2 separate regions of the Homo sapiens genome follow, and region 2 is linked to region 1. A link is an interaction called in ENCODE POLR2A ChIA-PET data of the cell type or tissue named here. Cell type or tissue: OCI-LY7. All regions are shown on one strand. Links, peaks and the distances in the headings refer to the core of each region. The heading gives the core; the rest is flanking DNA. Region 1 overlaps NLRP4 (NLR family pyrin domain containing 4). Region 2 overlaps NLRP11 (NLR family pyrin domain containing 11).

What was found. Peaks named below come from ENCODE experiments on the same cell type or tissue, not always from the same donor. Only the 100,000 strongest peaks of a DNase experiment are listed, where the experiment ranks them.
Region 2: POLR2A ChIA-PET joins it to region 1 with 6 read pairs; 3 of 35 experiments call an interaction of 5 or more read pairs at or near these places.

Annotation. Positions count from the first base shown.
Region 1 is chr19:55,851,345-55,863,770 of GRCh38, forward strand. It overlaps NLRP4 (NLR family pyrin domain containing 4), which reads left to right. Exons shown (of 10, transcript NM_134444.5): 2 at 672-1,016; 3 at 6,330-7,905; 4 at 10,042-10,203; 5 at 10,648-10,815. The coding sequence starts at 737. Among named protein-coding and RNA genes, the nearest start is that of NLRP4, 21 kb to the left of the region's middle. In OCI-LY7, for the core only: no CTCF peak of the experiment used is centred there; DNase peaks (open chromatin) are centred at 2,147, 3,979, 6,017 and 8,057; H3K4me3 peaks cover 6,219 bases; H3K27ac peaks cover 6,730 bases.
Region 2 is chr19:55,794,539-55,806,964 of GRCh38, forward strand. NLRP11 (NLR family pyrin domain containing 11) reads right to left here. Exons shown (of 10, transcript NM_001394894.2): 5 at 7,034-7,201; 6 at 1,542-1,712. Among named protein-coding and RNA genes, the nearest start is that of NLRP11, 31 kb to the right of the region's middle. In OCI-LY7, for the core only: no CTCF peak of the experiment used is centred there; a DNase peak (open chromatin) is centred at 7,103; H3K4me3 peaks cover 2,067 bases; H3K27ac peaks cover 1,393 bases.

The sequences.
Region 1 (12,426 bases), core at 2,070-10,069:
ATGTCCGTGGCTGCGGTGTAATGTCCGAGGCTGCGGTGTAATGTCCGAGGCTGCGGTGTAATTTACGAGGCTGCGGTGTAATTTACGAGGCTGCGGTGTAATGTCCGTGGCTGCGGTGTAATGTCCGAGGCTGCGGTGTAATGTCCGTGGCTGCGGTGTAATGTCCGTGGCTGCGGTGTAATTTACCGAGGCTGCGGTGTAATGTCCGTGGCTGCGGTGTAATGTCCGAGGCTGCGGTGTAATGTCCGAGGCTGCGGTGTAATGTCCGTGGCTGCGGTGTAATGTCCGAGGCTGCGGTGTAATGTCCGAGGCTGCGGTGTAATGTCCGAGGCTGCGGTGTAATGTCCGAGGCTGCGGTGTAATGTCCGAGGCTGCGGTGTAATTTCCGAAGCTGCGGTGTAATTTCCAAAAATGTAAAGTCTATATTTGCCTGGATATTGAGGCTATGTCAGGTGACTATAGGATTCTTGTATCTTCTGGATTATTGTATCTCTGATTCCCCCATCCATTATTGAGACTTTCATGACCATTTGAATGAGAAGGTGAGATGAATGTAATTAAATAACTTTCCGCCTTCATTGCCATCCCCCCAGTACTAGCAAGATACTATATAATGGTAATCTTGATCCATTTATTTGTAATAACTTGGCACTGTCCTGAATTTTCTACAGGTTTTATTTATTTATTGTTCCTGGTCACTGTCTCTTTGAGGATTGGTATCTCTGCTCCAGAAAAGATGGCAGCCTCTTTCTTCTCTGATTTTGGTCTTATGTGGTATCTGGAGGAGCTCAAAAAGGAGGAGTTCAGGAAATTTAAAGAACATCTCAAGCAAATGACTTTGCAGCTTGAACTCAAGCAGATTCCCTGGACTGAGGTCAAAAAAGCATCCCGGGAAGAACTTGCAAACCTCTTGATCAAGCACTATGAAGAACAACAAGCTTGGAACATAACCTTAAGAATCTTTCAAAAGATGGATAGAAAGGATCTCTGCATGAAGGTCATGAGGGAGAGAACAGGTGAGGGAGTCTGGGAAGGGGGAAGCCTTCTTATAATGAGGACTATGTCCTAATTTTGGTGAGTGGTCTCTGCCTGTCTACAACAGGACCTGAATGTGCTATGGGAAAATATTAGGTTTTTTTTTTTTTTTTTTTGGTAGACGGAGTCGCACTTTGTTGCCCAGACAGTGCAGTAGTGTGATCTTGGCTCACCGCAACCTCCACCTCCCAGGTTCAAGTGATTCTCCTGCCTCAGCCTCCTGAGTAGCTGGAATTACAGGCGCCTGCCACCATGCCTGGCTAATTTTTGTATTTTTAGTAGAGATGGGGTTTCACCATGTTGGCCAGGCTGGTCTTGAACTCCCAACCTCAGGTGATCCACCCATCTTGGCCTCCCAAAGTGCTGGGATTATAGGCATGATCCACCATGCCCAGCCTGAAAATATTGTCCTTGTAGGCAGGAAATGGTCTCTTAGACGTGGTGGTTACATGTGGGTAAAATGTCAGTGGCTATTATGTCCTAACCTGTATTGTACCTTTATCTGGGTCACCAATGATTTTTACCCTAAGCTGAGAACTTGCAGTCAAGCCAGAAACTCTGTGAGGTGAAGTCGTTGCATAAGAACTATGCACCTGACTTATTTGCAAGAGCAATTAACACCTGCGGTAGAGGATACAGTGAACTGAGGTTGACTGGTGTAATCATGTATTTAGCCAAAGTTCACATCAGACAAGCAATGATCTATAAGCAATATGGCTTTTAGAGTCACATTTGTATTTATCCTGGCATAAGGTGTTAACTGTTACTTTGCACATTTGCGTTATCAATGGCAGGATATAGCTCTTTCAACTTTACTGCCAAATTGTTTTTCTTTGTTGTTGTTCAGTGTCTTACTGTGATGTGCCTGGATGTGGCTTTGTTTTCATCCTGATTGGGATTCTTTAATATTCTTGCATCTGAGGTTCAGTAACTTTCTTCAGTTCTCAATTTTAGCCATTGTCTGTGTATTCCATTCTTCTGTTTATTCTTCTGGGACTCCAGTTACACCTACTGGACTTTCTTGTTTGTTTGACACAGGGTCTGGCTCTGTCACCCAGGGTGGAGTGCCGTGGCATCATCACGGCTCACTGCAGCCTCAACTTCCTGGGCTAAATGATCTGCCACCTCAGCCTCCCAAGTAGCTGGGACTACAGGTGTGTGCCACCACGCTTGGCTAATTGCACACCTGGCTAACCTTTTAAAAAAAAATTGTAGAGATGAGCTCTCACTATATTGCCCAGGCTGGTCTCAAACTCCTGGGCTCAAGTGATCCTCCTGCCTTGGCCTCCCAAAGTGCTGGGATTACAGGCCTGAGCCACCATACTGGCCTAGACTCACTCTTTCTTTCTCTTTCTCTTTTCCTTTTTCTTTCTCTTTCTCTTTCTCTCTCTCTCTCTCTTTCTGTCTCTCTTTCTCTCTCTCTCTCTTTCTCTTTCTTTCTTGCTGTCTCTTTCTCTCTCTCGTTCTGTCTTTCTCTCTCTTCCTCTCTCTTTCTCTCTTGCTATCTCTTTCTCTCTCTCTCTCTCTTTCTCTTTCTTTCTCTTTCTCTTTCTCTCTCTCTTTCTGTCTTTCTCTCTATTTCTCTCTTTCCTTCTTTCTTTCTTCTTTGATACAGAGTCACGCTCTGTCGCCCAGGCTGGAGTGCAGTGGTGCAATCTCGGCCCACTGCAGCTTCCACCTCCTGGGTTCAAGTGATTCTCCTGCCTCAGCCTCCTGAGCAGCTGGGATTTCAGATGCCCGCCACCACACCCGGCTAATTTTTTTGTATTTTTAGTAGAAACAGGGTTTCCCCATGTTGGCCAGGCTGGTCTCGAACTCCTGACCTCAGGTGATCTGCACACCTCAGCCTCTCTAAGTATTGGGATTACAGGCATGAGCCACCATGCCTGGCCTTGATTTCTTAAATTTAGTTCACATGTTTTATTTATGCAGTTTGCCTTTTTCACAGACTTCCATTTTTTCTCAATATTTATTCCATCTTCTATTTTATTGAGCATTTTAAATTATTTTAAAATTTGCCTGAAGATTTTAACATTTATAGGTCTGTTTCTACTGTTTCTTTTTCTCTTTATCTGGTCATACAGTCTCCTAGTATGTCCGGTAATTTTGAGTGCCAGATTTTGAATATGAGACATTGAAAATGTTAAGAATCTGTAATATCTTGTTCCAGTGAAATTGGAATTGATTCTGGTAGTAGTTACAGGGAAATTTCCTTAATATTGAGGATTAAAATAATTGGTTTGAAATAAAATAATTTGAGAGTTTCCATTTTTGGCGATGCTAGCCTTTCTTGCTCATTTTCTTGATTTGGAACATCACTTGGAAAAAACCCCTCCCAGTCCAATTTTTTTTTCTTTGAGACGGAGTTTCACTCTTTCACCCAGGCTGGAGTAAAGTAGCATGATTTTGGCTCACTGCAACCTCACTGAACCCCCCAGGTTCATGCGGTTCTCCTGCCTCAGCCTCCGGAGTAGCTGGGATTATAAGGCGCTCACCACCACGCCCAGCTAGTTTTTATATTTTTAGTAGAGACGGGATTTTGCCATGTTGGCCAGGCTGGTGTTGAACTGCTGACCTCCGGTGATCCGCCCGCCTTGGCTTCCCAAAGGGCTAGGATTACAGGTGTGAACCACCACACCTGGCCACCCAGTCCAAATTTTTAAACAAATTCCCCCATGTTTCCTGGAGTGTTTTGGTGTCACACGCTGAGGTCTCAGCTACCCTGGAAGCTGAGGCAGGAGGATCACTTCAGCCCAGGAGGATGAGGCTGCAGTGAGCTGTGTTTGTGCCACTGCACTCCAGCCTGGGTAACAGAGTGAGACCCTGTCTCAAAAAAGTAATTTATATAAAGAAGAACATTCTTTGCACATGGAACCATTTTAGAATATTGCTAAAATAAAATGTAAGCAGGTCTAAAGTTAGATCTTCCACTGGGTACTTACACTTCTCTCTTTTCACAGTTGGTTTGAGGTTGTACCCACTTAATTCCCCTTATGAGCAACCAAACATGTCACCGAAATCTCCAGAACAGCTGAGAAGACCAGGAAAGCAGGAAGCCATTGGGGAATGGGCAAACAACTTAGCTTAAGATGCTAATAGGATCTTCACCAATGTCAGATGGCATTTTCACCAGTTAGGGACTTCAGGGGACTGAAAGATTGGGGGAATCCCTTGTTCTCCCCAAAAACTTAAGGTAGCATTACCTACTGTCAGCAGTCTGTGGGCACTGGATTATATCTTTCACCTGCATCCAATCAAATCCAGTAACTATTATGCGGGGCATAGGGAAAATTTCCCATCTACAACTGCCCCCTACATCTCCAGTCCATCAGCAGCTACTCACTTGCAGAATATAAACATCGTACTAGTTATTTAAGGAACAGATAACTGTAAAGGAGTTTTCGGCCTGGCTGAAGGATCAGCCTCTAGGCTGGTGCTCCAGAGATGACTGTAAGAACTATAGTATCAGGGAGCTGCTGCCTCTCCTGCAAAGAGGAAAGTGGGAGATGGGAAGCTCACTGTTAGAACTGTGGCTTTAGAAATACACCACGACAGCTATGATTCAGAAATCGGGAAGCTCACCAGTGTAGCAGCTGCTTAAAATCAATGACCACAGCAACTGGTTTTAGTTTTCGAGACAGTCTCGCTCTATTGCCAGGGCTAGATTACAGTGGTGCAATCTCTGCTCACTGCAACCTCCACCTCCCAGGTTCAAGCGATTCTTCTGCCCTGGCCTCCCGAGTAGCTGGGATTATAGGCCTGTACCACCACGCCCAGCTAATTTTTGTATTTTTAGTAGAGATGGGGTTTCACCATGTTGACCAGGCTGGTCTCGATCTCCTAGCCTGAAGTGATCTGCCTGCCTCAGCCTCCCAAAGTGCTGGGATTATAGGCGTGAGCCACTGCGCCCAGCCAACTACAGCAACTGGAGACAAGCCTTCTGTTACAGAAGAGTCCAGCGTCTGTGTGTTCATGGAAGCTGGCAGCAAAACAGGCAGAAGATAGACTCCACTCCCCTTCCCCTTCCAGTGTCATGAGAGTGAGGGCCAATCGCAGAACTTAATCTGTACCTTGATCTTAGCTACGAGGGGTTGTGGGATGCGTAGGGCTTGGTCATCACTGTTGCTGGATCTTTTTTTTTTTTTTTTTTTTTTGAGACGGAGCCTCCTTCTGTTGCCCACGTTAGAGTACAGCAGTGCCATCTCAGCTCACTGCAACCTCTGCCTCCCGGGTTCAAGCGATTCTCCTGCCTCAGCCTCCCAAGTAGCTGGGACTACAGGCACACACCACCACGCCCGGCTAATTTTTGTATTTTTAGTAGAGACAGGGTTTCACCATGTTGGCCAGGATGGTCTTGATCTCTTGACTTCATGATCTGCCCACCTTGGCCTCCCAAAGTTCTGGGATTACAGGCATGAACCACTGCCCCGGCCTGTTGTTGGATTTTTTGATTGGCTTTTCTTTTGAGAATTCTGCCATTGAAAGAAAGCTCACTGGCATAAAGTTGGAATGGATGCGAGGTGCCATTCTATCCTCTCTACTGCATCTCCTCTCTCTTCTGGAGGCAACTGCCTAGGTCAGGTCCTTTTTAGGTGGACTTTCAGATCTAGTCCCTATATGTGAAACCTATATGTGTATATAAATCCCTTGTTTATGCAAATTGAGTACATGCTATAGACACCGTCCTGTTGCTTATCCATATGAAGAGATTATTCCATACTTTTAATATTTGTATAATAGCTTGTGTCTCATAAATTATTTAACTGGTCTTGATAGTCATATAGCTATTTTCCATTTATTTTGCTATCATCGTAGCAATGAATACCTGTGTATGTGTCTATTGAAAGCAGAAGTTGTCAAACTTTACATAGTAGCAATGAATGTATATGTGTGTGTGTGTGTCTATTGAAAGCAGAAGTTGTCAAACTTTACGTAGTAGCAATGAATGTGTGTGTGTGTGTGTGTGTGTGTGTGTGTGTCTATTGAAAGCAGAAGTTGTCAACCTTTTTGTGTAGAGGACCATATGGTTTCCATTTTAGGCTTTGTGAGTCATACGGTCTCTCATAGCTGTTCAGCTCTGCTATTCAATCAGGAAGGCTCCTGTAGACAATATACCCGTGAATGGTGTAGTGAGTTCTAATGAAACTTTATTTACAAGAGGAGACTGACCAGGTTTGGCCTGGGGGCCACAGTGTGTAGACCCCTGGAAAGATACATCCTGAGAAGAAAAAAAGAATATATGCAGGAATGCTTAACTTTGTGGGTTTTCTCTCCTCTTGCCCTCACTGACTCAGGATACACAAAGACCTATCAAGCTCACGCAAAGCAGAAATTCAGCCGCTTATGGTCCAGCAAGTCTGTCACTGAGATTCACCTATACTTTGAGGAGGAAGTCAAGCAAGAAGAATGTGACCATTTGGACCGCCTTTTTGCTCCCAAGGAAGCTGGGAAACAGCCACGTACAGTGATCATTCAAGGACCACAAGGAATTGGAAAAACGACACTCCTGATGAAGCTGATGATGGCCTGGTCGGACAACAAGATCTTTCGGGATAGGTTCCTGTACACGTTCTATTTCTGCTGCAGAGAACTGAGGGAGTTGCCGCCAACGAGTTTGGCTGACTTGATTTCCAGAGAGTGGCCTGACCCCGCTGCTCCTATAACAGAGATCGTGTCTCAACCGGAGAGACTCTTGTTCGTCATCGACAGCTTCGAAGAGCTGCAGGGCGGCTTGAACGAACCCGATTCGGATCTGTGTGGTGACTTGATGGAGAAACGGCCGGTGCAGGTGCTTCTGAGCAGTTTGCTGAGGAAGAAGATGCTCCCGGAGGCCTCCCTGCTCATCGCTATCAAACCCGTGTGCCCGAAGGAGCTCCGGGATCAGGTGACGATCTCAGAAATCTACCAGCCCCGGGGATTCAACGAGAGTGATAGGTTAGTGTATTTCTGCTGTTTCTTCAAAGACCCGAAAAGAGCCATGGAAGCCTTCAATCTTGTAAGAGAAAGTGAACAGCTGTTTTCCATATGCCAAATCCCGCTCCTCTGCTGGATCCTGTGTACCAGTCTGAAGCAAGAGATGCAGAAAGGAAAAGACCTGGCCCTGACCTGCCAGAGCACTACCTCTGTGTACTCCTCTTTCGTCTTTAACCTGTTCACACCTGAGGGTGCCGAGGGCCCGACTCCGCAAACCCAGCACCAGCTGAAGGCCCTGTGCTCCCTGGCTGCAGAGGGTATGTGGACAGACACATTTGAGTTTTGTGAAGACGACCTCCGGAGAAATGGGGTTGTTGACGCTGACATCCCTGCGCTGCTGGGCACCAAGATACTTCTGAAGTACGGGGAGCGTGAGAGCTCCTACGTGTTCCTCCACGTGTGTATCCAGGAGTTCTGTGCCGCCTTGTTCTATTTGCTCAAGAGCCACCTTGATCATCCTCACCCAGCTGTGAGATGTGTACAGGAATTGCTAGTTGCCAATTTTGAAAAAGCAAGGAGAGCACATTGGATTTTTTTGGGGTGTTTTCTAACTGGCCTTTTAAATAAAAAGGAACAAGAAAAACTGGATGCGTTTTTTGGCTTCCAACTGTCCCAAGAGATAAAGCAGCAAATTCACCAGTGCCTGAAGAGCTTAGGGGAGCGTGGCAATCCTCAGGGACAGGTGGATTCCTTGGCGATATTTTACTGTCTCTTTGAAATGCAGGATCCTGCCTTTGTGAAGCAGGCAGTGAACCTCCTCCAAGAAGCTAACTTTCATATTATTGACAACGTGGACTTGGTGGTTTCTGCCTACTGCTTAAAATACTGCTCCAGCTTGAGGAAACTCTGTTTTTCCGTTCAAAATGTCTTTAAGAAAGAGGATGAACACAGCTCTACGTGAGTCCATCCTATGACTTTTTCTCTCTTCTCAGAATCTGTCTGTATTCCCAAGTGGGTTTTGCTGAGGGAGTGTTTAATATAGGATCATGGTTAGAAACTCATTTTTTCTGCCACAAAACCTCAGCTCACATCCTGGCCCAACATTTTAGGAGCTCTTAGACTTTGTCTGTGAGCCTTGCCCTTTTGTGGCTGCAGTGGCCCCATTACAGAAGGGGGAATAATAATTGTATTGTGAGGAGTGAATATGAGGACCTGTGTGAAGAGTGTTTCCTACTTTCTCAAGTATTAGCTGATCAGTACTATAATCGATATTTTTCCATAGCACCACACTCCCTGTGTCTTGACCTCTCAGCTGCAAGTTACCTTTGAAAACTTAGTCTAAAAAATCATACAGCCCGGGTGTGGTGGCTCATGCCTGTAACCCTACCACTGTGGGAGGCTGAGGCAGGTGGATCACTTAAGGTCAGGAGTTCGAGACTAGCCTGACCAACATGGTGACACCTCGTCTCCACTAAAAATACAAAAATTAGCCGGGTGTGTAGCGCACACCTGTAATCCCAGCTACTTGGGAGGCTGAGGCCGGAGAATCACTTGAGCCCGGGAGGCAGAGGTTGCAGTGAGCTGAGATCGCACCACTGCCCTCCAGGCTGGGTGACAGTGAGACTCTCATCTCCAAAAAAAAAAAAAAAAAAAAAAAAAACAAAACACAAATCATACAAATTTTCTTCTTGTTCTTTTTTTTTTTTTTTCTGAAATGGAGTTTTGCTTTGTCACCCAGGCTGGAGTGCAGTGGCGAGATCTTGGCTCACTGCAAGCTCCGCCTCCCAGGTTCACGCCATTCTCCTGCCTCGGCCTCCCGAATAGCTGGGACTAGAGGGGCCCGCCACCACACCCAGCTAATTTTTTGTGTTTTTAGTAGAGACAGGGTTTCACCGTGTTGGCCAGGATGGTCTCGATCTCCTGACCTCGTGATCTGCCCACCTCGGCCTCTCAAAGTGCTGGGATTACAGGCGTGAGCCACCGTGCCCGGCCAAATCATATACATTTTAACTTACAGCTCATGCCTATAACCCCAACACTTTGAGAAGCTGAGCAGGAGGATGCTTGAAGCCAGGGGGCTAAGACCAGCCTGGGAAAAATAGCAGGACCCCACTTCTACAAAATTTTTTTTTTAATTAGCCAGGTGTGGTGGCATGTGCCTGTAGCACAGCTACTTGAGGGAGGCTGAAGCAGGAGGATTGCTTGCTTGAGCCCAGAAGTAAGAGACTGCGGTGAGCCATGATCGTGCCACTGTATAACCCAGCCTGGGCAATAGAGCAAGACCCCATCTCAAAAACCAAAAGAATCATATGAGGTGGATCCTATTATCCTGTTACAGGTGAGGAAACTGGGGCAAAGAAGTCAAGTGAGCTGGATCCTATCCAGTCAAGGATCCTGTATTTAGGACATGGAGAGTTTTAGGGCTGAGCCTAGGCTGAAGATGTCGACTTAATGGCTGGGCTGTGCTGCCTCATCTTTTACTGTAAACCAGCCTGACCAACATGGCGAAACCCCGTCTCTACTAAAAATACAAAAATTAGCCAGGCATGGTGGCACGCACCTATTATCCCAGCTACTCAGGAGGCTGAGGCAGGAGAATCGCTTGAACCTGGGAGGTAGAGGTTGCAGTGAGCCAAGATTGTGCCATTGCACTCCAGCCTGGGCAACAAGAGTGAAACTCCATCTCAAAAAATAAACCTATTTTGGATGTGAGACAGGGTTTCTCAGCCTTGGCACTGGTGATGTTTTGGGGGCTGGCTCTCCTGTTACAGTGGGGGGCTCTCCTGTGCATTGTAGGATGTTCAGAAACATCCCTGGTCTGTACTCACTAGATGCCAGAAGCACCCCTCCCTTAAGCTCTAACATCCAAAAAGGCCTCTAGACATCCCCAAATGTCCCCTGGGGGGAAACGTCACCCCAGGTTGAGAACCACTAACATAAGGTGACTTACCTGAAGGGTCCCGTTCCTTCTGACTGAGGGAGGCTCTGCCTCAGACATCTTCTGTTTGAGAAGACAGCGTAGTGCGTATATGTGTTACAAGTGGCTCGTGTTGACCGCCTGCCTGTGGAAAGCTCGTCCTTTCTTGACCACAGGTCGGATTACAGCCTCATCTGTTGGCATCACATCTGCTCTGTGCTCACCACCAGCGGGCACCTCAGAGAGCTCCAGGTGCAGGACAGCACCCTCAGCGAGTCGACCTTTGTGACCTGGTGTAACCAGCTGAGGCATCCCAGCTGTCGCCTTCAGAAGCTTGGGTGAGTTGAGAATCGACTTCGACTCGAGTATGTCACGGAGATGACCTATTCATCTCACCTCTAGCTTTCAGTCGAGGCTAACTGCACAAGCAAAGAATTAACATCCAGAGCAGTTGCTCAACCTCAGCACTTACAGACATCTCATGCAGATCATTCTTCATCATAGGGGTTGTTCTGTGCGTTGTAGGGTGTTAAGATGCATCCCTGGTCTCTACCCTCTAGATCCTAATAGCATCCCCTTGTCCAGATAACCAAAATAGTGTCCAGACACTGCCAGCTGTCCCTTGTGGGGGCAAAATCTCTCAAGTTGAGAACTACTGAGCTGTGTCATTGGGCTGTGAAATCAGAGAATGAGTTCATGATGGATGATGAGAGACAAACACAGGTGTGCAGGCTGTGCTCCCATTAGATGAAACTCATCCAAAATTTTCTTTGTTTTTGCAGAATAAATAACGTTTCCTTTTCTGGCCAGAGTGTTCTGCTCTTTGAGGTGCTCTTTTATCAGCCAGACTTGAAATACCTGAGCTTCACCCTCACGAAACTCTCTCGTGATGACATCAGGTCCCTCTGTGATGCCTTGAACTACCCAGCAGGCAACGTCAAAGAGCTAGCGTAAGTCTCCGTTTATTGAGACCACTGATTGGGTTTCAGAGAAGACTATAGCCTAAGTCTCCGTTTATTGAGACCACTGATTAGGTTTCAGAGAAAACTATAGCATAAGTCTCCGTTTATTGAGACCACTGATTGGGTTTCAGAGAAGACTATAGCGTAAGTCTCCGTTTATTGAGACCACTGATTGGGTTTCAGAGAAGACTATAGCGTAAGTCTCCGTTTATTGAGACCACTGATTGGGTTTCAGAGAAGACTATAGCGTAAGTCTCCGTTTATTGAGACCACTGATTGGGTTTCAGAGAAGACTATAGCGTAAGTCTCCGTTATTGAGACCACTGATTGGGTTTCAGAGAAGACTATAGCGTAAGTCTCTGTTTATTGAGACCACTGATTGGGTTTCAGAGAAGACTATAGCGTAAGTCTCTGTTTATTGAGACCACTGATTGGGTTTCAGAGAAGACTATAGCGTAAGTCTCTGTTTATTGAGACCACTGATTGGGTTTCAGAGAAGACTATAGCGTAAGTCTCCGTTTATTGAGACCACTGATTGGGTTTCAGAGAAGACTATAGCGTAAGTCTCTGTTTATTGAGACCACTGATTGGGTTTCAGAGAAGACTATGTATTTCTTTTTGTGTTGGGGGAGGGGGCTGCATATTTGAAGACATCCACTTTTTCCTTCTATGATTTGTATGCAAACTTAGTTTCCTGAGAACTTGGATAGGGAAGTTAAAGTTTCCCAATTGATGTAGCCATTTCGGAAAACTGTGTGTATTCAGCCTTCATGGATTCTGGCAGATTATGTAACCCAATAATTCCACCTGGAGGTGCACATTCGACAGAGGGACCTGTCTCAGTTTGCTGAAAGACAGGCACTAAAGCATTCCCAGCAGGTGTTCATAATCTCTGAGAAGTGGAAATACCACTGACAGTAAGTTGGATAAGAAACCTGTGGTTACATGCTCCTGTTCCATGAGAAAGAACACTCTCGGTCGTATGCAAAAACCTGGACAAATCTCAGACATTGTTGATGGCAATGAGCCAGACTCAAGAGTACATCCTATGGCTTTATTCCTGTGAAGTTCAAAGATGGACAAGGCTCTGGTGTTGGAGGTTCGGGCAGTGTATTCACACGTTCTCGCGCTGCTATAAAGACATACCTGAGACTGGGAATTTATAAATAAAAGAGGTGTAATTGGCTTATGGTTCTGAAGGATGTACAGGCTTCTGCTTCTGGGGAGGCCTCAGGAAACTTACAATGGTGGCAGAAGGCAAAGGGAAAGCAGGCACGTCTTACATGGGGGAGCAGGAAGAAGAGAGAAGAGGGAGGCGCTACACAGTTCCAAGCAACCAGGTCGCGTGAGGACTCTGTCACAGGAACAGCTCTAGGGGATGGTGGTAAATCACTAGAAACCACCCCCATGATTCCGTCACCCCCCAGGCCCCTCCTCCAACACTGGGATTACAGTTCGACGTGAGGGTTGGGTGGGGACACAGCCGAACCATATCAGACAGCGGTTACTTTTGTTAAGATAGTGAAGGAGAGGGGTACAGGAGAATGATGAACCTGCTCTGTTTCTTGACCTGGATACTGGTAACTCAAGTGCCTTAAA
Region 2 (12,426 bases), core at 3,944-11,943, 55 kb before region 1:
TCACGAGGTCAGGAGATCGAGACCATCCTGGCTGACACGGTGAAACCCCGTCTCTACTAAAAATACAAAAAATTAGCCAGGCGTGGTGGCGGGTGCCTGTGGTCCCAGCTACTCGGGAGGCTGAGGCAGGAGAATGGCGTGAACCCGGGAGGCGGAGCTTGCAGTGAGCCGAGATCGCGCCACCGCACTCCAGCCTGGGCAATACAGCGAGACTCCGTCTCAAAAAAAAAAAATAAATAAAAGCATACATAATGCGATATTACATAATATGAACAGGAGTTTCTGGTGTTATCCTGCAATCAAACAAGTATTTTTTACAGAAAATATAAAGAATATAAAGAATATTATATCAGTTTGTATTATGTTTTGGAATCTAGCAAGTCCTAAAAAGGGGGCGAAAGGAGCTAAAGGGAGCCAAAAATGGGCGAAACAAAAAAACAAGATGACCTACTGCATTCTTTTGTCTTTTTGGAATTTGGAATTGTGAACGGGGAATCATGTCCTTAAATACACCGAGCTACTTACTGTTTTGTTTTCTGACCATGTTTTACAGATCTCCGCCCTTCATTTTTGTACCTTTATGCCTCACTTTTGCCACTTTTTTGCCATCTTTCATCGTGTTTGCCATGCCCCAACCTTCCGGAAGTCTGCCTTTCTAGCCACTTTCCCAGAGCAGACAGAGCTTACCTACGAGTAACCCACAGTCGGTTACATACAGGGAGAGCCCGTCTTCCACCTTCTTGAAAGGAGACTCAGGGGAAAAAATCCTATTTCAAGGCAATCTAGCACCAAACCTTTCCTTTGCTTTCGTCTTTGTGTTCTCAGTCACATCTCATCCTACACGACACCCAGTTCACGTGTTCACTGTGAGAACAATATAGGTTCCCTGCTCTTAGAAAGTCAGTTGCTATGGCCTAGGTGCTGTGTTTAGAATGTTGTGACCACCATTTTTTATTTTTTATTTTTTTTGAGACAGAGCCTCGCTCTGTCACCCAGGCTGGAGTGCAGTGGCACAATCTCGGTTCACTGCAACCTCCGCCTCCCGGGTTCAAGCAAGTCTCTTGCCTCAGCCTCTCAAGCAGCTGGGACTACAGGTACCCGCCACCACGCCCGGCTAATTTTTGTATTTTTAGTAGAGACAGGGTTTCACTGTGTTGGCCAGGCTGGTCTTGAACTCCTGACCTTGTGATCCGCCTGCCTCGGCCTCCCAAAGTACTGGAATTACAGGCGTGAGCCACCGCGTCCGGCCGTGACCACCATTTTTAACTCTTATCTCCAAAGATGTATGTTTGGTCATGTTATGACTCCACTGTCCAGATTGAGAAATACAAGTTGAAAAAAAATCCAGAAACATTTTTGCCAACGTTTCGCAAATCAGCTGTCAACCCAGAGTATTAACCCAGACCTACTGAACTCCAAAGACTGTGCTTTCGGCTGCTTTGCTTTGCTGTCCCTTTCCCCACCACTGCTCTTTGATCATGTGCTTAGATATTCAAGTCAGTCTGAGCTTCTACGTGGTGAGCTCGTCTAAGCCAACTTACACCAGTGATATAAGAGTGCAGTTGGGATGAAGCAAGGCATCACACAGTATGTTCATCCCGTCGCTCCTCAGCGGATTGCTGGATAAGGTCAGTTTTCTCAGACTCCCGCCACTGATGAGGAGAGAGGCGATTTCTTCACATTCGCTGGCTCGCAAATCACATTTCATCAAGCTGTAAGAGGAATTCAGAAATGAAAAGAGGCTCCCGCGTTTAAGCTATCCCCTCTTTTAAATTAAAAAAAAAAAAAAAGAGAGACCTAACCAAGTGCGATGATGTCTACTTGGAAATAAATAGATCCCTTTGCTTCTAACCTTTCTTCTCCCTATGCCACTCCTCAGAGTTCAAATTTGGGCAAGGTTACAGATTCACGAAGGGCTGTGAGCAGGCAGTTCCTTCCTCTTTTGCATTCATCTCCATGTGGTTTCCAGGGTGATGGTTCAGAACGGTAAGTCAGGTATCAAGCATCCCACCTGACCATGGGATGTGGGTACGATCACATTTATAAATCTGATCAAGACCCTCAACTTACCATCACATTTACAAGGACTTCTGATGTTTTTTCTGCATAGCCTTGGGTGCCCCACATGCTCTGGCTCTCAACTATCTCTATTTTCTTTTTTTTTTTGAGATGGAGTCTTGCTCTGTCGCCCAGGCTGGAGTGCAATGGTGCGATCTCGGCTCACTGCAACCTCTGCCTCCCGGGTTTTTAAGCGATTCTCCTGCCTCGGCCTCCCGAGTAGCTGGGATTACAGGCATGCGTTACCACACCCGGCTAATGTTTGTATTTTTAGTAGACACCAGGTTTCACCATGTTGGCCAGGCTGGTCTTGAACTCCCGGCCTCAGGGGATCCACCCGCCTCGGCCTCCCAAAGTGCTGCGATTACAGGCATGAGCCACTGTGTCCGGTCTAACTTTCTATTCATTACTCATTCTGTACCATCCTCCCTGATCTCCTCACTCTCCCTCAAGTCCACAAGCATATTTTTGCTTTAGTGTCTAGTACCCTTATCTCTACTTAGTGATTTTCCCCATGGGACCCTATTTTTTAAAAAAAGTTTTTTTCCTTAAATTATCCAGGAGTGGTGGTGCACGACTATAGTCCCAGCTACTTGGGAGACTGAGGTGGGCGGATCACTTGAACTCAGGAGTTCGAGGCTGCAGTGAGCTATGATCATACCAATGCACTTCAGCCTGGACAACTGAGCAAGACGCATCTCTAAAAAAAAATAAATAAAATAAGTAGAATAAAAATAAGTGATCTTTCCCCAGATAGCTGCATGGTTTGCTGTCTCACTTTCTTCAACTTGTCACTCAATATTCTCTTCTTCAATGAGGATTTTGAATAATAACCATCTTTCAACTAACAAATATTGTTATTTTCAGGCATTGTATGAAGTTCCTGGGATACAGCAGAAAACTGGAAGAAATACGATGGAATTCTAGCATTGTAAAGACAGGGCTGAATGTATCATGTGCCTAGTAGATGATCAGTTCTTTATAGAAAGTAAATCAGAGTAGGTCATAGAGAAAGAAAAGGATGTATTCTACTTCCTTATGGGGCAGGCACTGAGCGAAGACTCTCACTGAGCCATCGTACTTGGCCTGTGTATTCTATTTTGAATGAAATGGAAGCCCTTGAGGGTTTGAAGATTAGAGGACAGAAGAGTCAGAAGCTCTGACTTAAATAAGGTAGAAGAATTTTAACAGAAACTTGAGAGAAGAGGGCAAGCTCTGAATCTCTAGGACAAGGGAATTTCTGTCAGAGGAAATGAGTGGAAAGAGTCAGAAGCAGGAGCAGGTTTGGTGTTTTAAACATCTACAACAAACAGTGCAGCCGCAGCACGGTACATAAACAGGAGATGGGGAGAGGGTTAGCCAGGGCCACCCAGCGTGAAATGGTGTATTCTATATTATTATTATTTTTTTTTTTTTTGAGATGGAGTTTTGCCCTTGTCACCCAGGCTGGTGGAGTGCAATGGTGTGATCTCGGCTCACCGCAACCTCCGCCTCCCAGGTTCAAGTGATTCTCCTGCCTGAGACTCCCGAGTAGCTGGGATTACAGGCATGCGCCATCATACTTGGATAATTTTGCATTTTTAGTAGAGACGAGGTTTCGCCATGTTGGTCAGGCTGTCTGGAACGCCTTACCTCAGGTGATCTGCCCGCCTCGGCCTCCCAAAGTGTTGGGATTCCAGGCGTGAGCCGTCGCGTTGGCCTGTGTATTCTATTTGGAATGAAAGTGAAAGCCGTTGAGGGCCTGAAGATTAAAAGGACAGAGTCACAAGATCTGACTTAGATTGCCATTATCCTTAGCAAACTAACATAAGGACAGAAAACCAAATACCACATGTTCTCACTTACAGATGGGAGCTAAATGATGAGAACACATGGACACATAGAGGGGAACAATACACACTGGGGCCGACTTGAGGGCTGAGATTCAGAGGATAGGATCAGAAAAAATAAAAATATCTATGAGGTACTAGGCTTAGTACGTGGGTGATGAAATAATCTGCACTAACTCCCATGACACAAGTTTACCTGTGTAACAAACCTGAACACGCATCCCTGAAGCTAAAAGTAAACTAAAAAGAGTTAAGTCTACCCTTGTAGTAAAACTGATATATCAAAAAATAAAGCTATGTTTTGCTTCAAACACACACACACACACTCACACACACACACACACCGGAAAACAAAACAATCCAAACTAGATGAAAGTTGCCCTTCTACACTCTTTTCCATGTAGCAAGCAAAGGTGTGGACAGGTAGGAAGATGCTGAAGTACTGCAGATAGGTGGGAGATGGGTTGGTCTATCATGCTTAGCAGTAAAGGAAGCAGGAAGGAGTCAGATGGATCCACTCTAACAACAGACCTAGAAAATTTGTCTAAGCCAGGCCACAAGAAAATCTGTATTTGAAATGCCTATTTAAATATCAAAGTAAGAGGCTGAGGTGGGCAGATCACGTGAGGTCAGGAGTTTGAGACCAGCCTAGCTGACATGGCAAAACCCTGTCTCTACCAAAAATATAAAAGTTAGCTGGGTGTGGTGGTGTACCCCTGTGGTCCCAGCTACTTGGGAGGGTGAGGCATGAAAATTGCTTGAACCCGGGAGGCAGAGGTTGAAGTGAGCCGAGATCACCCCACTGGACTCCAGCCTAGGTGACAGCAAGACTTTGTCTCATAAATAAATATCAAAGTTGATATCTCTACAAATACTTCACTGAGTCTGAAACCAGGAGAAATGTTTGTAAATAAGTACCTAAGAGTCTTCATCACATAGAGGCTACTTAATGCCATGAATAAGAACTCATAGAAGGGGTATAGAAAAGACATTTAGAACCACTTGGAAATATCCCAAAGATAAGAGTCCAGGAAGATGAAAAACAAGTAAAGATGACTGAGGAGGAATAATCAAGGTTTGGGAAAAACCAAAGGCCAAGAGGAAAATGTGTTCCAAGATGAAAGGAGTTTGGGGAGGGGGGCATTGAGGTAGGGGAGAGGCTAACTACAAAGTGGCAACAGAGTTGGGATTTAGCTGGGAGAATGTGATAGGGAGAAGGGATGCTGAGTGAGGTGGAAGGCAATGACTCTCAAGAACCATGGAATTTGAACTATGTCAGAAAGAAAGTGAGGGGCTGGGTGCAGTGGCTTCCAGCACTTTGGGAGGCTGAGGTGGGTGGGAGACCAGCCTGGCCAACATGGTGAAACCCCATCTCTACTAAAAACACAAAAATTAGCCATACGTGGTGGCAAGCTCTTGTAATGCCAGCTACTCGGGAGGCTGAGGCAGGAGAATCGCTTAAACCCGGGAGGCGGAGGTTTTAGTGAGCTGAGATCACACCACTGCACTCCAGCCAGGGCAAAAAGAGTGAAACTCTGTCTCAAAACAAAAATGAAAACAAAAACAAAAAGAAAGGGATGAAGGGGGTGAAAGGGTGGGAAGCTGCTGCTCAAATGGCTGAAGGACGCAGTAGGATTAAAGGGTGGGAAGATTTGCTTACAAGACAAAGCAGCTTGAGAATACAGGAGGTGCCGTTAGAGCATGAGGTACTTGAAATTGAGAGTACAAGCGAAATGTACTTATTGGAGATGAAGTCTAGCAAGTGGTATTATCCAATATTGAGTCACCAGCAAGTAGAGCTACTGAGCACTCAAAGCGTGGCTAGCATGACTGAGGCACTGGATTGTTAGTTTTACTACATTTACATTGGAATTTATTATTCATTTATTTATTTATTGAGATGGAGTTTTGCTCTTGTTGCCCAGGCTGGAACGTGCAGCGGCGCCATCTCAGCTCACTGCAACATCTGCCTCCTGGGTTCAAGCGATTATCTTGCTTCACCCTCTCGCATAGCTGGGATTACAGGCACCTGCTACCATGCCTGGCTAATTTTTGTATTTTTAGTAGAGGTAGAGTTTCACTATGTTGGCCAGGCTGGTCTCGAACTCTTGAATTCCTGACCTCAAGTGATCCACATCCTCTGCCTCCCAAAGCGCTGGGATTATAGGCATGAGCTACCAGGCTTGGCTAGTTTAAATTTAAAGGTTGATTCCAAATTATTGGAAGATTTAAGTATGTTTAGGACACGGGCATGTGAATTAGTTCTCTCAATTGTAAATTTTATGAAATCAATACGGAGGTCAAACATTTCTGATGAAAATGTGCCCGAGCGGCGATGTTCTCTGTGAAATACTGGGTTCTGCAGCCTTTTACAAAAAAGGGAATATAAAATCACATCAATAGCTTTTTGCATTAATGACATATGGATATAATTTGATATGCTGGGTTAAATACTGTTAAAATTAGTTTCAAGGCTGGGCACAGTGGCTCACACCTGTAATCTCAGCACTTTGGGAGGCTGAGGCCTGTGGATCACCTGAGGTTGGGAGTTTGAGACAAGCCTGACCAACATGGAGAAACCCTGTCTCTACTAAATATACAAAATTAGCTGGGCATGGTGGCACATACCTGAAATCCCAGCTACTTGGGAGGCTGAGGCAAAAGAATCACTTGAACCTGGAAGTCAGAGGTTGCGGTGAGCTGAGACTGTGCCACTGCACTCTAGCCTGGGCAACAAGGGCGAAACTCCATCTCAAAAAAAAAAAAAAAATTAGTTTCACTTGCTTCCTTTTACTTTTTAATGTGGCTACTGGAAAATTTCAGTTTGTGGCTTGAATAATTTCCACTAGACAGTGTTTTAGGGTTTGACCAGTAGTCTACTTCAGAATGACCAGAGGAATTAGATCATTAGAGAAATATCAGTCAAGGGAGGGAGAAGCCATGTTATATGAAATATCAATGTAGAAATTGAAATCAAAAGGCAGGAATAATGTTGGTGAAAGAAACAAACCACGTGCTAAAAAAATTGAGGAATGAGTGACATCAAAAGGTAGGAGCAGGTAGTGTTATTGAAGGGGCACCTCTATCCACCAACACCCAGGCATTCCCCTCACATGCACTGAGCTTTCAGCCGAGCAACAACTCACCTCAGATGACTTATTTGGCATGTGGGCTCGTGCAGGATGTCATGCAGAAGTGAAAACATATTTAGGGAAATGGACGTACAGTTGATACTCAGGTATGTCAGGCTCCGATTACGAGCCAAAGCCTTGAGTAAGTCTTCAAAACCAGAAGCAGTCGAGACATAGGACAACCTGTGGAAGACATAATAGCAGGAAAGCACTAGTGAAGGTCTGAACATCTTCTCCACAATTTCTCCTGCCTGCCTCACTTCATCCTGTAACAAAGATTCTCAGTGGATTACATCCTCACACATGGCTCTCGATCTTAAATTTCTAGTCAGGTCAGAAGACTATTGCTAATTCCAAGGTCAGCCTGTTGACTTTGAAGTAATCCCCTGGGTCTTTATGGTGTGTTCACCTCATGACCTTTCTTAAGTGGGACCCACAAGCCGGATACTAAGAATACATCCACATGCACAAAGATATTAAGATACATCCACATGCACAAGTTTAACCATGTTTTTCTACACTGAGAGCAAAAGACAAAATATGCTGATGGCTGATAATAGCCACACAATCAACCACATGTAAATTACTCCGTTTCAGCAGTCCCAGCCAGAGCAATCAGGCAAGAGGAAGAAATAAATGGCATCCAAATAGGAAGAGAAGAAGTCAAACTATCACTGTTTGCAGATGACATGATTCCATATCCAGAAAACCCCATAGTCTCAGCCCCAAATCTTCAGCTGATAAACTGCAAAAGTTTCAGGATACAAAAAGAAAAAAATAAAATCAATGTACAAAAATCACTAGCATTCCTATACACCAACGACAGCCAAGCTGAGAGCCAAATCGGAAATGTAATTCTATCCACAATTGCTCACAAAGAATACCTAGGAATACAGCTAACCAGAGAGGTGAAAGATCAAAAGGAGAATTACAAAACACTGCTCAAAGAGATCAGATGACACAAACAAATGGAAAAAACATTCCATGCTCATGGAGAGAAGAATCAATATTGTTAAAATGGCCATACTGCCCAAAGCAATTTACAGATTCAATGCTATTCCTATGAAATTACCAATGGCATTCTTCACAGAAACTAGAAGAACTATTTAAAGTTCATATAGAACAAAAAAAGAGCCCCAATACCCAAGACAATCAATCCTAAGCAAAAAGAACAAAGCTGGAGGCATCACGCTACCTGATTTCCAACTATACTATAGGGCTATGATAACCAAAACAGCATGGTACTGGTACAAAAACAGACACATAGACCAACAGAACAGAATAGAGAACCCAGAAATGAGGCCACACAACTACAACCGTCTGATCTTCAACAAAGCTGACAAAGACAAGCAGTGGAGAAAAGACTCCCTTTTCAATAAATGGTGCTGGGGTAACTGGCTAGTCATATGCAGAAGACTGAAACTGAATGCCTTCTTCACACCACATACAAAAACCAACTCAAGATGGATTACAGACAAAATGAAGTGCAAAACTATTAAAAACTTGGAGGCGCTGGGCACAGTGACTCATGCCTGTAATCCCAGCACTTTGGGAGACTCAGATGGGCAGATCACAAGGTCAGGAGTTCAAGACCAGCCTGGCCAACATAGTGAAACCCTGCCTCTACTAAAAACACAAAAATTAGCTGGGCGTGGTGGCGGGTGCCTGTAGTCTCAACTACTTGGGAGGCTGAGGCAGGAGAAGCACTTGAACCTGGGAGGCGGAGGTTGCAGTGAGCCGAGATCATGCCACTGTACTGGGGAACAGAGCAAGATTCCGTTATAAAAACAAAAACAAACAAAACAAAACAAAAACTAGGCAATACCATTCTGGACATAGGAATGGGCAAAGATTTCATCATGAAGATACCAAGAACAATTGCAACAAAAGCAAAAAATGACAAATGGGAAGTAATTAAACAGAAGTGCTTCTGTACAGCAAAAGAAACTATCAGAGCAAACAGTCAACCTGCAGAATGGGAGAAAACCTTTGCAAACAATGCATCTGACAAACGTCTAATACCCGCATCTATAAGGAACTTAAATTTACAAGAAAAAGATAACCTCATTAAAAAGTGGGCAAAGGGTATAACAGACAGTTTTCAGAAGGTGACATACATGCAGACAACAAGCATATGAAAACAAGCTCAATGTCACTGATCATTAGAGAAAAGCAAATCAAAACCACGAGATACCATCTTACACCAGTCAGAATGGCTACGATTTAAGAATCAAAAAATAACAGGCTGGGCGTGGAGGCTCATGCCTGTAATCCTAGCACTTTGGGAGGCCAAGGTGGGTGGATCACTTGAGGTCAGGAGTTTGAAACCAGTCTGGCCAACATGGTGAAACCCCGTCTCTACCAAAAATACAAAAAATTAGCCAGCTTGGTGGTGCATGTCTGTAATCCCAGCTACTCAGGAGGCTGAGGCAGAACAATCACTTGAACCTGGGAAGTGGAGGTTGCAGTGAGCCGAGATTGTGCCACTGCACCCTAGCCTGGGTGACAGAGCAAGACTCCACCTCGAAAAACAAATTATGTATATATATATATGTGTGTGTGTGTATAAATAAAACAGATGCTGGCAAGGATGTTCCCACTGTTGGTGGGAGTGTAAATTAATTCGACCATTGCGGAAAGCAGTGTAGTGATTCCTCAAAGAGCTAAAAGCAGAACTACCATTTGACCCAGCAATCCCATTACTGGGTATATACCCAAAGGAATACAAGTTATTCTACCAAAAAGATACATGCACATGAATGTTCAATGCAGCACTATTCACAATAGCAAAGACATGCAATCAACCTAATGCCTAGCAACAAGATTGGATAAACGTGATACATATATACCATGGAATACTATGCAGCCATAAAAAAGAGAGCATTTTTTTTTTTTGGCGGGGGCAGGAATATGGAGTTGGAGGCCATTATCCTTAGCAAACTATCACAGGAACAGAACCAAATACTGCATGTTCTCGCTTGTAAGAGGGAGCTAAATGATGAGAACTCATGGACCTGAAGAGGAGAACAACAGACACTGAGGTGTACTTGAGGGGAGGAGGGAGAGGATCAGGAAAAAATAAATGAGTACTAGGCTTAGTAGCTGGGCGTACAGTCTTATAGTCTATATACAAAATATGTACGTCAAACCTGTGACACAAGTTTACCTACATAAACAAACTTGCACATGTACCACTGAACCTGAAGTTAAAAAAATAACAATTCACGGCTGGGTGCGGTGGCTCACCCCTGTAATCTCAGCACTTTGGGAGGCCGAGACAGGTGGATCACGAGGTCAAGAAATCGAGACCATCCTGGCTAACATAGTGAAACCCTGTTTCTATTTAAAATACAAAAATTAGCCAGGCGTGGTGGCGTGCACCTCTAGTCCCAGCTACTCAGGAGGCTGAGACAGAAGAATCGCTTGAACCCTGCAGGTGGAGGTTGCAGTGAGCTGAGATCACGCACTGCACTCTAGCCTGGGTGACAGAGCAAGACGCTGACTCAAAAAATAATAACAAATAATTCACAATTTCATTGAGGAAAAAGAAGTTGTCCTAGAGTCCCACCACCACCACCGGCCCTCACCCCCAACCCCGGAAGAACATTTCTCATTACTCCCTTGGAGTTGCAGCAGGACATCAGGGCAACAGCTTTGGTCATTGTCTCTAAGGGCCACCTAGAGAAAAGAGTTAGGAATCTCCAACTCAACATTAAAGGAAAGAGACGGGAAGGGAAATGTGGAAGCTGGCCAACCCTTGGAGGATTGAGGATCCTATGGCAAATCCAGGCATAGAACACACGGGAAGCCCTTTTAATTTACTTCCCAGCCTATGTGGCGACTCGGTGGGAGACTGGATGTTTTCCATGTTGCCGTATTTTCAGAGTCCTTTACCTAGCAATTCTCCTGATCCCCATTTTACACAAACAACTTCTCTCCCAAGTCTTTGCCCCATGTTGCAACAAAACTGTTTAAGGTTTTGTTTTTTTTTTTAAATACACACAATGGAGTCTCACTCTGTCACCCAGGCTGGAGTGCAGTGCCACAATCTCAGCTCACCGTGGCCTGCGCCTCCCGGGTTTAAGCGATTCTCCTGCCTCAGCCTCCCAAGTAGCTGGGATTACAGTTGCATGCCGCCACACCCGGCTAATTTTTGTGTTTTTAGTAGAGATGGGGTTTCACCATGTTGGCCAGGCTGGTCTCGAACTCCCAACCTCAAGTGATCCACCCGCCTCAGCCTCTCAAAGTGCTGGGATTACAGGCATGAGCCACTGCACCCGCCCTAAAAGTCTTCAGTTCTCCTTTCATCATTTTCAATTAGGCTTTTCTGCTCTCACTACCCTTCCAGAACTGTTCTTGGCCAACAATGACTTCTACCTTGCTAATGTCATTGGCCAATTCTCAGTCTTCAGTCTCCTTGAATAAGGACTGCCATCTGACACAGTTGACCTTTCCTTCGTTGGGAAACTTGCCTCACTGGGATCCGAGGATACCACACCCTTTACTTTACCTTCTAGCCTAATGACCACTCCCTCAAAGGCCTTCGCTAGTTTCTGCTTTTCTCCCCAATCACTTTATGTTGGAGAACTCCGGGCATCAGTCTTTGGATCGTTTTGCTTCCTGAGCAACATTCCTATCCTTGGTGAACTCAGTCCTTGGCTTTAAATACACATTTGTGTTATACACATGTATACATGAACGACACCCACATTTTACCTTCAGTTCAGAAACATTACACACTGCTCTCTGGACACCTAATAGACATCACAGCTTTAGCTCAAACAACTTTAGACTGACCTTCCTCAGATTCTGGCTCTCGCCGTCATTTCCCAACTCAGTGGCAACTCTCACATGGCAGTTTTCAAAACAAAGATCTTGGGACAATTCTCTCTCCTAGTCTAGATTTAATCAAGGAATCATCCTTTGTCAACATATGCCCCGGAGTTCGCACCTCACCAACCTCTACTATTCACACCCTCAGAGGCACCATTGATTCTCACCTGGCAAATGCCAAGAAAAAGAGCCTCCTCTGAGCTTTCAGATTCTGCCCTATGCTCCCCGATTGGCCATTTTTAAACGCGGTATCCAGAATGAGCTTCTTAAAATGCAAGCTAAATTATGGCATCTCTGCTCAAAACCCCTCAAAATGCCTCACCTCACTCCAGAAAACCCAGTCCTGACACTGGTTTACAACACCATGATCATGCCATACATACTTGTGAGCCATCTCCGTAATACCCTTCCTGCCTCACACTGGTCTAAACATGTAGGTCTCTGAACTCAAAGCCTTTGTTTCATGGATCCCTCCCATCCCAGGGGATGACCAACAGTTTATCTGGCTCATTCTTTCACCTCATTCAAGTCTTTGCTCAAATCTCACTTTCTCTGTGGAACTTATTACTACAGCC